Linked DNA regions of Homo sapiens: region 2 is linked to region 1. The links are chromatin contacts, found by Hi-C in ENCODE. All regions are on one chromosome and are shown on one strand. The core of a region is the stretch at or near the end of the contact, and the rest is flanking DNA. Distances in the headings are between cores, read along the strand shown.

What was found. Hi-C counts contacts between places; a loop is a spot of excess contacts on that map. Pooled maps may share reads with other maps.
Region 2: a pooled map shows a loop between it and region 1 (6-fold over the local background). The contact joins the promoter of SPTY2D1 here to the enhancer-like site in region 1. A Hi-C loop is called at or near these places in 3 of 37 single-sample maps with no recorded cell type and 6 of 50 pooled maps.

Annotation. Positions count from the first base shown.
Region 1 is chr11:19,430,646-19,435,453 of GRCh38, forward strand. It overlaps a transcript of NAV2 not described here. Among named protein-coding and RNA genes, the nearest start is that of NAV2-AS5, 74 kb to the right of the region's middle. RefSeq lists a silencer at 1,743-1,943. Within about 2 kb of position 2,131, at least 5 of the 41 ENCODE cell types and tissues checked have a DNase peak (open chromatin) inside an H3K27ac peak, as active enhancers do.
Region 2 is chr11:18,632,048-18,636,906 of GRCh38, forward strand. SPTY2D1 (SPT2 chromatin protein domain containing 1) reads right to left here and starts at 2,295. Exons shown (of 6, transcript NM_194285.3): 1 at 2,151-2,295. The coding sequence starts at 2,210. LOC105376578 (a long non-coding RNA gene) reads left to right here and starts at 2,302. Exons shown (of 2, transcript XR_931097.3): 1 at 2,302-2,914; 2 at 3,833-3,946. RefSeq lists a silencer at 1,280-1,459 and an enhancer at 2,516-2,785.

The DNA.
Region 1 (4,808 bases), core at 881-3,380:
TTCACTAACACCAGGGAGTTGTTTTTGCAAGTTTCTGGAGCTCTGCACACATCCAGTTAAGAAGATATGATGCCAGTCTCCCCTGCCGTGTGGATCAGTTGACAGTTGAGGGTAGAGAGCATCACTTTTCTTTGTCCCCTCCAATTCATCTACAGATGTCCGTGGAAAGGTCCGCTCCTCAGAGAAGCTCCAGCCTCCTCTGACACAGCCTCTTACCCAGGGAGGGTGTTTCCAGGCTAGCTTTGCCATCTTCCAGTAAGTGCTGCAAGTGTGTCAAGCAGCCCTCTAGAACATGGGCTACTTGCCACCAATTATCTTTAGCCTGAGGCTTTAGCCAAGATTCAGACACAATAGAAAAAAACTCCCTTCATGGCCTGCTAAACCTTTATAATGTAAATCTGCCTTATTTTAGCTTTGTTAAAGGCAAAATAGACAGGCAGGTGGAGGGGCATCTCATCCCTGCCTGGAAGCTGCCCACAGCTAGTTTCCACTGCTGTCCCTCAGCCCTGGTCTGATGGTACCAGGGATAAAGAGTGCATCCCTTCAAGCTGTGCTGAGTTGCTGCTGGTTAAAGCCCGAAGTGGGAATCGGCACAGCAGGCTGTTGCTTCCTGGAGCAAGAAGGTAAGCGAAGGTAAGCAGTCATTCTTCTAGTTCTTTGCTGCGTTTAACGACTGCTGAAGCTGGAAGTGTGACAGGGCACTGCAGTGTACCCATCTTAGTGTGCCGCAGGAGGAGGTCCTGGGGGTGGGCAAGCATGCTATGCTGAGAAATGAGACCAACCACTGAGCACAGAAGCCACAAAAAGACCCTGCCTCCATGGTTTTCAAATTTTATTTCTGTTTCAGAAAATATTGTTCCAAGAAACTCTTACCTGGAATTCTGTTGCACTAGAACAGTTTTTCTGGCCAAAGTGAGGTTGGGGCTGGGTGCTGACCCCATCCTTCTTGGTCTCCTTCCTCTCCTTGTGGTTCTGATAGGGCTGTAAGGAACCTTTGGAATTTACAGAGCAGAGAGTAACAAACAAACAAACAAATGCCTGGTGTCGGAAGATAGAATTTAGATTAAGAGCAAATTTGCAGGACTGGGACCTTCTGTAGAGTCTATCAAGATGAAATATAGTAAGCCAAGATTTGCACATATAGGTGCAAGGTAGAGAGTGCTGGCTTAGCAGCAGCTAGGAAAAACACAGCTTTTGGATTTTGCCATAACACACATCACATTTTCCAACATACATCATAGTGTGATCTGGTTGTCGAAAGTATTGATAAGACTGGGTGCGGTGGCTCATGCCTGTAATCCCAGCACTTTGGGAGGCCAAGGCTGGCCGATCACCTGAGGTCAGGAGTTCGAGACCAGCCTGGCCAACAGGATGAAACCCTGTCTGTATTAAAAATACAAAAATTAGCTGTGTGTGGTGGCACAGGCCTGTAATCCCAGCTACTTGGGAAGCTGAGGCAAGAGAATCACTTGAACCCGGGAAGTGGATGTTGCAGTGAGCTGAGATTGCACCACTGCACTCCAGCCTGGGCAACAAGAGCAAAACTCCGACCAAAAAAAAAAAAAAAAAGCATTGATAAGCTTGAATTCACATTCTGTGAATGTGATGAAAACCCAGAATCCTTCTGTAGAAATTGCCACTTTCCTCTCCTGTGGCCCACCCCTGTCATCATTGTTAATTGATGTTTATTGATTAGGGGAGAGCATTTGAACTAACCCATAGGCTGATCAGCAGCTGCTAGGACAAACTGCAGCTAAAACATTTCATGACTGAGTTGGTGGTGATTAAGGGAAAAGATCATATTCTCTCCCTGTGGAAGTGTTGAATTTAAGTCATAGAGAGTATGTTGGGAAAAAAACCACAAATGGCACACTCACAAGAAGGCAGGCAGAAGCCAAAAGGCGTCATGGACAGTGAGGAGGTGAAAGCCAGGATGAAGCAGCCACTGAGAAGACATGGAGCATGGAGAGCGAGGCAGTGGGGGAGTGGGTGGTATGGAGAGCAGCAGAAGTCAACCAGGAAGGAGCTGGGGCCCCCAAGGTACAGCTAGGGTGTCCCTGTAGTGGAGACTGCACTGAATTCTAGATTTCCCTGCAGGTTTCAAAGCATGTTCCAGTACTAATCCATTCCAGGGTTTCTGTGAGGCCCAGGTTCTTGTGTTCTTTACCCTCATTTGAATCTCCCCAATAACTCTTACCGCAGCTGAGGAGAGCTGCTGCTGTCCTCTGAGGCAATTCTTACTTTTCAAAATGCCTCAAACCCAAACACAAGAGTCCAGCTCACCCAGAACCACAGTGTCCTGAAGGCACTGATGTTAACCCCATTCCTTTCCATATTGCTCAAACTGTGGCCAGCTCCTGTCACTTCAGTTTTCACTGGACATTGACAAGCTGGAGTATGTTCTGAGGAAGAGTCCTGGGAGTTATGCTGTATAGAGGACTTTGGGGCAGAGACAAGGAAAAGATAAGAGTTCAGACTTCAATTCTGTCTTCAAATGCCTGAAGGGTCAATATGTAGAGATGGCACTATATTTTGAGAGGATGCCTCTAAAGGGCAGATACAGGACTGAAAAATGGAATGTTTGTGGAGGTCAGTTTCAGCTTTCTAACTGGAAGTACTCTTTAACACTAGAATGTGTTACTTCATTAAGTGGTGAGCTCCCCATCAAAGAGGGCAAGCAGAACAGGATGCTCTACCTGGAATTCTCTAGAGGAAATTTCTGCATTTGATGGGGCACCAACAAGGTAAAGCCCAAGGTGCCCCGCAAGCATGAGATCCTTGGCTTTATTTTGTGCCTTTTAATAGCAAACAGATATCTGGTCCTGCTGACCTGCCTAAAAGGAGGAAATGAAACTTGTTGACTATTGCTTTTTAGGACTGAATTTGGAAGGAGGCAAAAACAAATCTATTTTCAGAGCAGCAAATGCCAGCACAATTTACATCAAAACCCCCATCTGCTCAACTGAAAGGCGGTGGTATGGACCAAGCATTTTGTGAGCCAGCAACAGGCTTGCTTGTTGAAGAATGTTAGCTCCATGGGGAGTCTCTGATTAGGCCCCTGAAGCTAACTGGGGCCTTTATATTAACTTCTTGCAGTTGTGACCACTGTTGGCAAATTGTATTTCCCCCAATTCAAAGGCAGATCATTGCTTTTCAAAAGATCTCACATCCAATTGAATGTTTAAAGTATTATATGCACAAATAAAATCTGTATTAGAGAAAAGTCTCAAAAAATAGAAATGTATTAGAGTAAATAATGCTGGCTGCTGTAAGAGATGAGCCTCAAAATCGCAATGGCTTAACACTTCAGCATCTGGCCAATAGGCAAAGGAAGAGAGAGCAAGAAGTATCATGCAGGAAGTGTAGGTGCCAGGCTTGGAAGTAATGACTATTTTGCACACACTCCATTGGTGCAAACAAATCACATGGCCTCTGTTGGATGAAAGGAGAGTGGAAAATGAGCCAAAAAAAAAAAAGAGGAGAACATGGATATTGGTGAACACCAGCAGTCTGTTATAAGAAACAGAAGATGTGGTTTTCCATGTGTCTCAAGAGATGGATACTACAAATTTATCCATGAAATTGGACCAAGGCATCAGATTTTACACACAGTAGATGCTCAGTGGCTGATGAGGTACATATTAAAGATATTAAGGCATCTTGGTCCCTGGAGGGAGAAAGTGGCACTGGGGTTCATTTCTGTGTGATTAGGTGATGGAGAACTGAAGCATTTTTAAAAGCAGAATTCATATGTCAGAATGGCCAATGTTTTATTATTGATAATTAGAAAAAGGAGAATGAAGAAGTTGGAGAGCAAGAAAGGAAGTGAGGAGTTTTTCAGTGTATCCTTGAGAAGAAGAAAGGAGCTGAGTTGCCACCAGAAGCATGGAATCCAGAGCCAGACTGGACATGAAGCTACCAAGAATGAATACACAGTGATTTATCCCCAGCTTTGGGGCACATTTCTTTTTTAGCTCCTTTAGAAAATAAGTATTTTAACAGCTCCTAAGGCATTTTCCTCTTTTGCAAAATCAAATTACTCTGAACTGGGAGGTGGAGTCAACACCTTGGCTTTGTTATAAATGAGACTTCAAATATCACAAAGATGTTCGTTAACATTATACATGGAAATATCAATTGTCACGTGAATCTCTCATATTTTTATGGTCAAAAGAAGCACAGGAAAGAAGCAAAAGGTTGTGGCTTTTTTTTTTTTTTTGCCAAGCTCTTTTCAGCAAAGATAAAAACAGCCTTTATTTTCTCAAAATATGTCTCAACTTCTCACACTGATATCCAGTTCTTTGAAATCTTTTCTTTCCTTTATAATTGATAAATAATTATATATATTTACGGGGTATGGTATAATGTTTCAGTACATATATACATTGTGGCATGATCAAATTAGACTAGCATATTCGTCACCTCAAATATATATCATTTCTTTGTGGTGAAAACATTTAAAATCCTCTTTTTAAACTATTTTGAAATGTACAATACATTATTATTAATTATAGTCACCATGCTATGCCTATCTAACTGAAACTATATCCTCCGACCAATGTCTTGCCTTTCCCTGTCCACCTTTCCCACCCCACCACCAGCTTCTGGTAACCACCATTTTACTCTTTCTTCTATGAGTCTGGCTTTTTTGGATTCCATATATAAGCGAGACCATATCGTATTTGTCTCTCTGTGCCTGGCTTATTTCACTTGGCATAATGTCCTCTAGGTTCATCCATGTTGTCACAAATGGCAGATGTTTCTGTTTTTTTAATGGATGAGTAATATTCCATTGTGTATACATACCA
Region 2 (4,859 bases), core at 1,045-3,544, 800 kb before region 1:
AGACAGGAGAATTGCTTGAACTCAGCAGGTGGAGGCTGCAGTGAGCCGAGACCATGCCACTGCACTCCAGCCTCCAGCCCGGACGACAGAGTGAGACTCTATCTTAAAAAAAAAAAAAAAGAAGAAGAAGAAATTTAACTACAGTCTTATCCTATTCCTCAATAGTTTCTTTTGTGACTTTAATTCCACATAAAAAGATAAGAATTATAATGCTGGTAACTAAATCAAACTTCTAGGCTTACTAGCTTTGGCGGGGAGAGGTCAGAGAATGCATGATTCATAAAATATATGGCTATATTATCTATTGATTTTTTTTTTTTTGAAATGAAGTTTTTCTCTTGTTGCCCAGGCTGGAGTGCAATCGCACGATCTCAGCTCACTGCAATCTCCGCCTCCTGGGTTCAAGCAATTCTGTCTCAGCCTCCCAAGTAGCTGGGATTACAGGCGCACACCACCATGCCCGGCTAATTTTTGTATTTTTAGTAGAGATGGGGTTTCATCATATTTGTCAGGCTGGTCTCAAACTCCTGACTTCAGGTGATTCTCCCGCCTAGGCCTCCCAAAGTGCTGGGATTACAGGCCTGAGCCATTGCGCCCATCTATTAAATTTTAAATTACTTTTTTCCCCTTTTTGATTCTTCTGTTATTCCAATCATAGATAATGCATATATTATGACATATACACATATTTTGAAATTTTCTGCTTTAGGATTATCTGTCTGCTTTTCTCCCAGCAGCTACTGGCTTTCAGAATAAGAAATGACTTAGTTCTGATTCTTCCACAGAACAGTACTGGGCATCAAAGCTAGTACTATCTTTGACCTTTACTGAAATTCAATAAGATCTAGAATGAAATACAGACCAAATTATGCAAAGATGAATGGTTACTAGACCCAATATTGATTCATCTGGAAAATTTACAGATGCTTCTAGAAAGTAAATCTGTTGATCTGGGTTTCAAAGGTTTGAGTCTATACCTTCAACATGCAAAGCTTATGACTCACGGCTTAGAGGAATGGTTATTCAGAGTTCTTGGGATAAGGGATGGCTGTGTGTGTGTATATATACATATATTTATAAACATAAATATAGACCTTTTTCAGATCAATATTTTCAAAGGGATAAAAGAATGAACTAGCCTCAGAAGACAAAAAAAAGCTGCAGAAGAGAAAAAAACGAATATTGCAATATACGAATATCTAGGAAATGCAGAGCACTTCGTCGGAGCTCAATAAATTCTAGCTGAATTGACTTTGAGAGCCGTTTTAGTTCTATACCTCACTGCTCAAACCGCAGGCATCACCATGCAACTTATCGGTTTACAGCTGTGCTGTGGGTACCATCTGAAAATCTGGAAATGATTAGCTTATGCAAAACAGCCATAACCCCCAGAAACCAGGCGCTCTCCACCACTTTACCATTTAAGTCTTACACCGCTCTTGCGACTGTAAGCGAACTGACAAACATCTACTGACCAAATGGGACCTAGATTTTAAACAAAGACTGAAATCTGGAAGGCTACAAGTAAACAGAAGCTGAAACTAGCTCACCTATTCTGTTGGCCAAGGATTTCGTGGAATCTGCTAAACTTCTCTTCCCAAAAGATGATACCTATCCCCTGGGAGGTGATAATTTAATCACCTCGGTGGCTGAGTGGGTGGGGCCGAGTCAGAGAATTCTTTCAAGAAATCGCTAAACGTTTGACTTGAAGATCGATGAGAAGCCAGCCAAAAAGCTATCAAGCCAAGGACCCCAAACCCCCTAACTCCCTTACATACATATTTCCTTCCCAATCTCTAGGCTGAAGTTTATGTGGAAGCCAAAAACTACCAGCGCTAGAATCCACAGCGTGCCAGGCACAGCTCACTCACGGCTTTCACGCAATTCTAGCTACAACACCCAAACCGCAAAGTCCCTGTTGCAGGGGTAAATAAGCCGGCGAAACCCATTCACAGGAAGGCTCCCGCGTCTCGTCCCAAGCTCTTTTCTCCCGAGTTCCCAAGAGTATAAACCCAAGAAAAGGAAATAAGGCGTCCGGGTCTTTCCTCTCCCGGAGCCGATAGGCGGCTGCCCAGAAGTTCCATGGGCCACACACATTCCGAACTTGGAAGACTAGGGTCCCCTACATTGATGCCCCAGCTGCTACTTACCGGCACATTGTTGACACCTTGTCCCTTGGAAGCTATCATGAGAATTTCTCTGAAGTCCATGTTGGGCCGAGGCGGGAGAGACTGGGCCAGGCACTCGGAAAGGACTGACAGCGCACCTAACCGAGGCGCCCAGCTACAGCCAACTGCACTGCCTCGGGAGCCCCACTCCCACCCCGCCTCTGCGGGACCACTTCCGGCGCCTTCCTATGCCGTCTGCCCGCCCCCTTCCCTCCACGGCCTATATCCTTTCAGGGCCGCCACAGCGCTCGCGAGTCCCTGCGTAACTTCCGCTTTTAGGCCGAGACACGTACAAACGTGATACGTGGCTGCTGGCGTCGACCCGAGGGGCAGGGACTAGGCATTTTAGCAACCAAGGGGGTGTGGCTAAGCGAGAGAGCGGCTTCCCTGGTGGCCCGGGCGCGCGGTCTTGTCATCTTGTTGCTCCTTGTGAGCGCTGGGTAGAGAAAGTGAGGGGGTAGAGGGTTTACTTGCCAGGCCTGGGTTCTCTGGGTGTCACGGGTAGGCGCTTAGATCCAAAACGGCGGCGCCACAACAGCTGAACAGACGGATCTCGAGCCGGGGTTTGGGCTACTTGTGTCTAGGCGCTCGCGAAGCTGCGCAGGCGCACACAGCAGCGCCGTGGTCCTGTCTTGGATGCCCATTACTCATCAAATTCGGCCACATGCCGTGCGCTTACCTCCTACTCAGATGCACGCGTGCCGGGGATGGGGGCACGCGCTTACTTCTTTTGCCCCGTTTAGAAAGTAAGTTTTATGTGGAGCAGCCAACCTGTGTTTTTGCTCAGGCAATGGATTAAGGAATTTCACATACAGACCCAGCCTTGACATAACTTTGGTGTACTGATGAACATATGCTTCATATTCATATTCATTGGGATCCTAGTCCTGACTTCTTTTGGAGAGTTATCTTGGATCTGTAAGGTCATTTCGACTTAGCAAAAACACTGAAAATAATTAGGCAAACCTGGGTCTGCAAGTGGGAACCCGCCAGGGGATTGATAGCAAACAGGTACTCGGGATCTTTTCGGTGGGATGGAAATGCCTCCAAACTGGATTGTGGGGATGGTTGCACTATACATGTACTAAAAATCGTACACTTAAGACGGGTGAGAATGATACAGTATGTAAATATGTCAAGCTGTTAAAACATGCTAGACAGGCCGAGCGCGGTGGCTCACGCCTGTAATCCCAGCACTTTGGGAGGCCGAGGCGGGCGGATCACGAGGTCAGGAGATCGAGACCATCCCGGCTAAAACGGTGAAACCCCGTCTCTACTAAAAATACAAAAAATTAGCCGGGCGTAGTGGCGGGCGCCTGTAGTCCCAGCTACTTGGGAGGCTGAGGCAGGAGAATGGCGTGAACCCGGGAGGCGGAGCTTGCAGTGAGCCGAGATCCCGCCACTGCACTCCAGCCTGGGCGACAGAGCGAGACTCCGTCTCAAAAAAAAAAAACAAAAAACATGCTAGACAAAGCTGCTGGCTCTTACTCTTTGATGGTTTAATGCTGCGAACGTAATTCAAAATCAAAGCTGTTGGAACTTTAAGTTATTTTGCGCCTTAAAAGAATGTTATTATGGAACCTGAGCTACATAACAGGCAGCTGCGTTTGTTCCTCTGATTATAGATTAGCCTTTCTTTCCTACATCGTTTTGTGAAAACACAGGGAGAAGACAGCCATGTACAAACCAAGGAGAGAGACCTCAAGGTAACCACACCTTGATCATGGAATTCTAGCCACCAGAATTGTTAAGACAATAAATGTCTGTTGTTTAGGCCACCTAGTCTGTGGTACTTTGTTATTGGCAGCCCTAGCAAACGAATACACTGGCATATGGTGTTTTCAATTAATGCCAACCATCATTTCTCAAGGAAGCTCTTCCTGAGCTATCTCAGGGCCCCTTTTATAAATTCTTACAGCCCCCCAGTATTTCCCTTCATGCAACATTTTACAGTTTGTAATTACATATTTGTTCTTTTTTTTTTTTAAACTATTGGCTATATCTGTGATAGACAGAGCTATGAAAATGGGCATAAGCCTATTTTACCCATCACTATTTCCATCACCAGCACAGTTCCCTGCTAATGCACATAAAAGTTGCAACAAAGATTTTTTGACCAAATTAATGAATCGATAAGTGGAAAGCTCCCAAGATTCAATATTGTAGTACTTAGCATACATTGAGCCATTACTATATGCTTAGTGCTTGACATGGATTATCTGACTTGATCATGAGTGTTGTATAAGGCATTTCCTGTTACTGTTTTATAGATGAAAAGCTGAAGCTTGAAGAGATGAAATTAGACTTATACTGTACCATTAGTCAATCGGAGAGCCAAGACTAGAACCCTTAGATTACCCAAACCAGACTCTATATTTCAGTTAGCCCATTTGAACTGGTACAAGTCTATGTACATGGAGTTATAATGTAAAAAAGGGCTTGGATTAGGTAACTAATACCTAGTTAGTCAAAATCAAGAACAACTGCTGGAGGTGGGAATGAGGTAAGGAATGAGAGGAGCAATTTTCCTGTATCCTTGTAAAACATTCTATCATCGAGTTCAGCAAATACTTCCTGGGAAACTACTACTGTGTGCCCAACCTTATGGATGATACAAAGAAAGACCCATATCCTGCCTGCCTGATCAGAACTTTTAATTCTTGTGTGAACACAAGTAACAATTATGTAAAA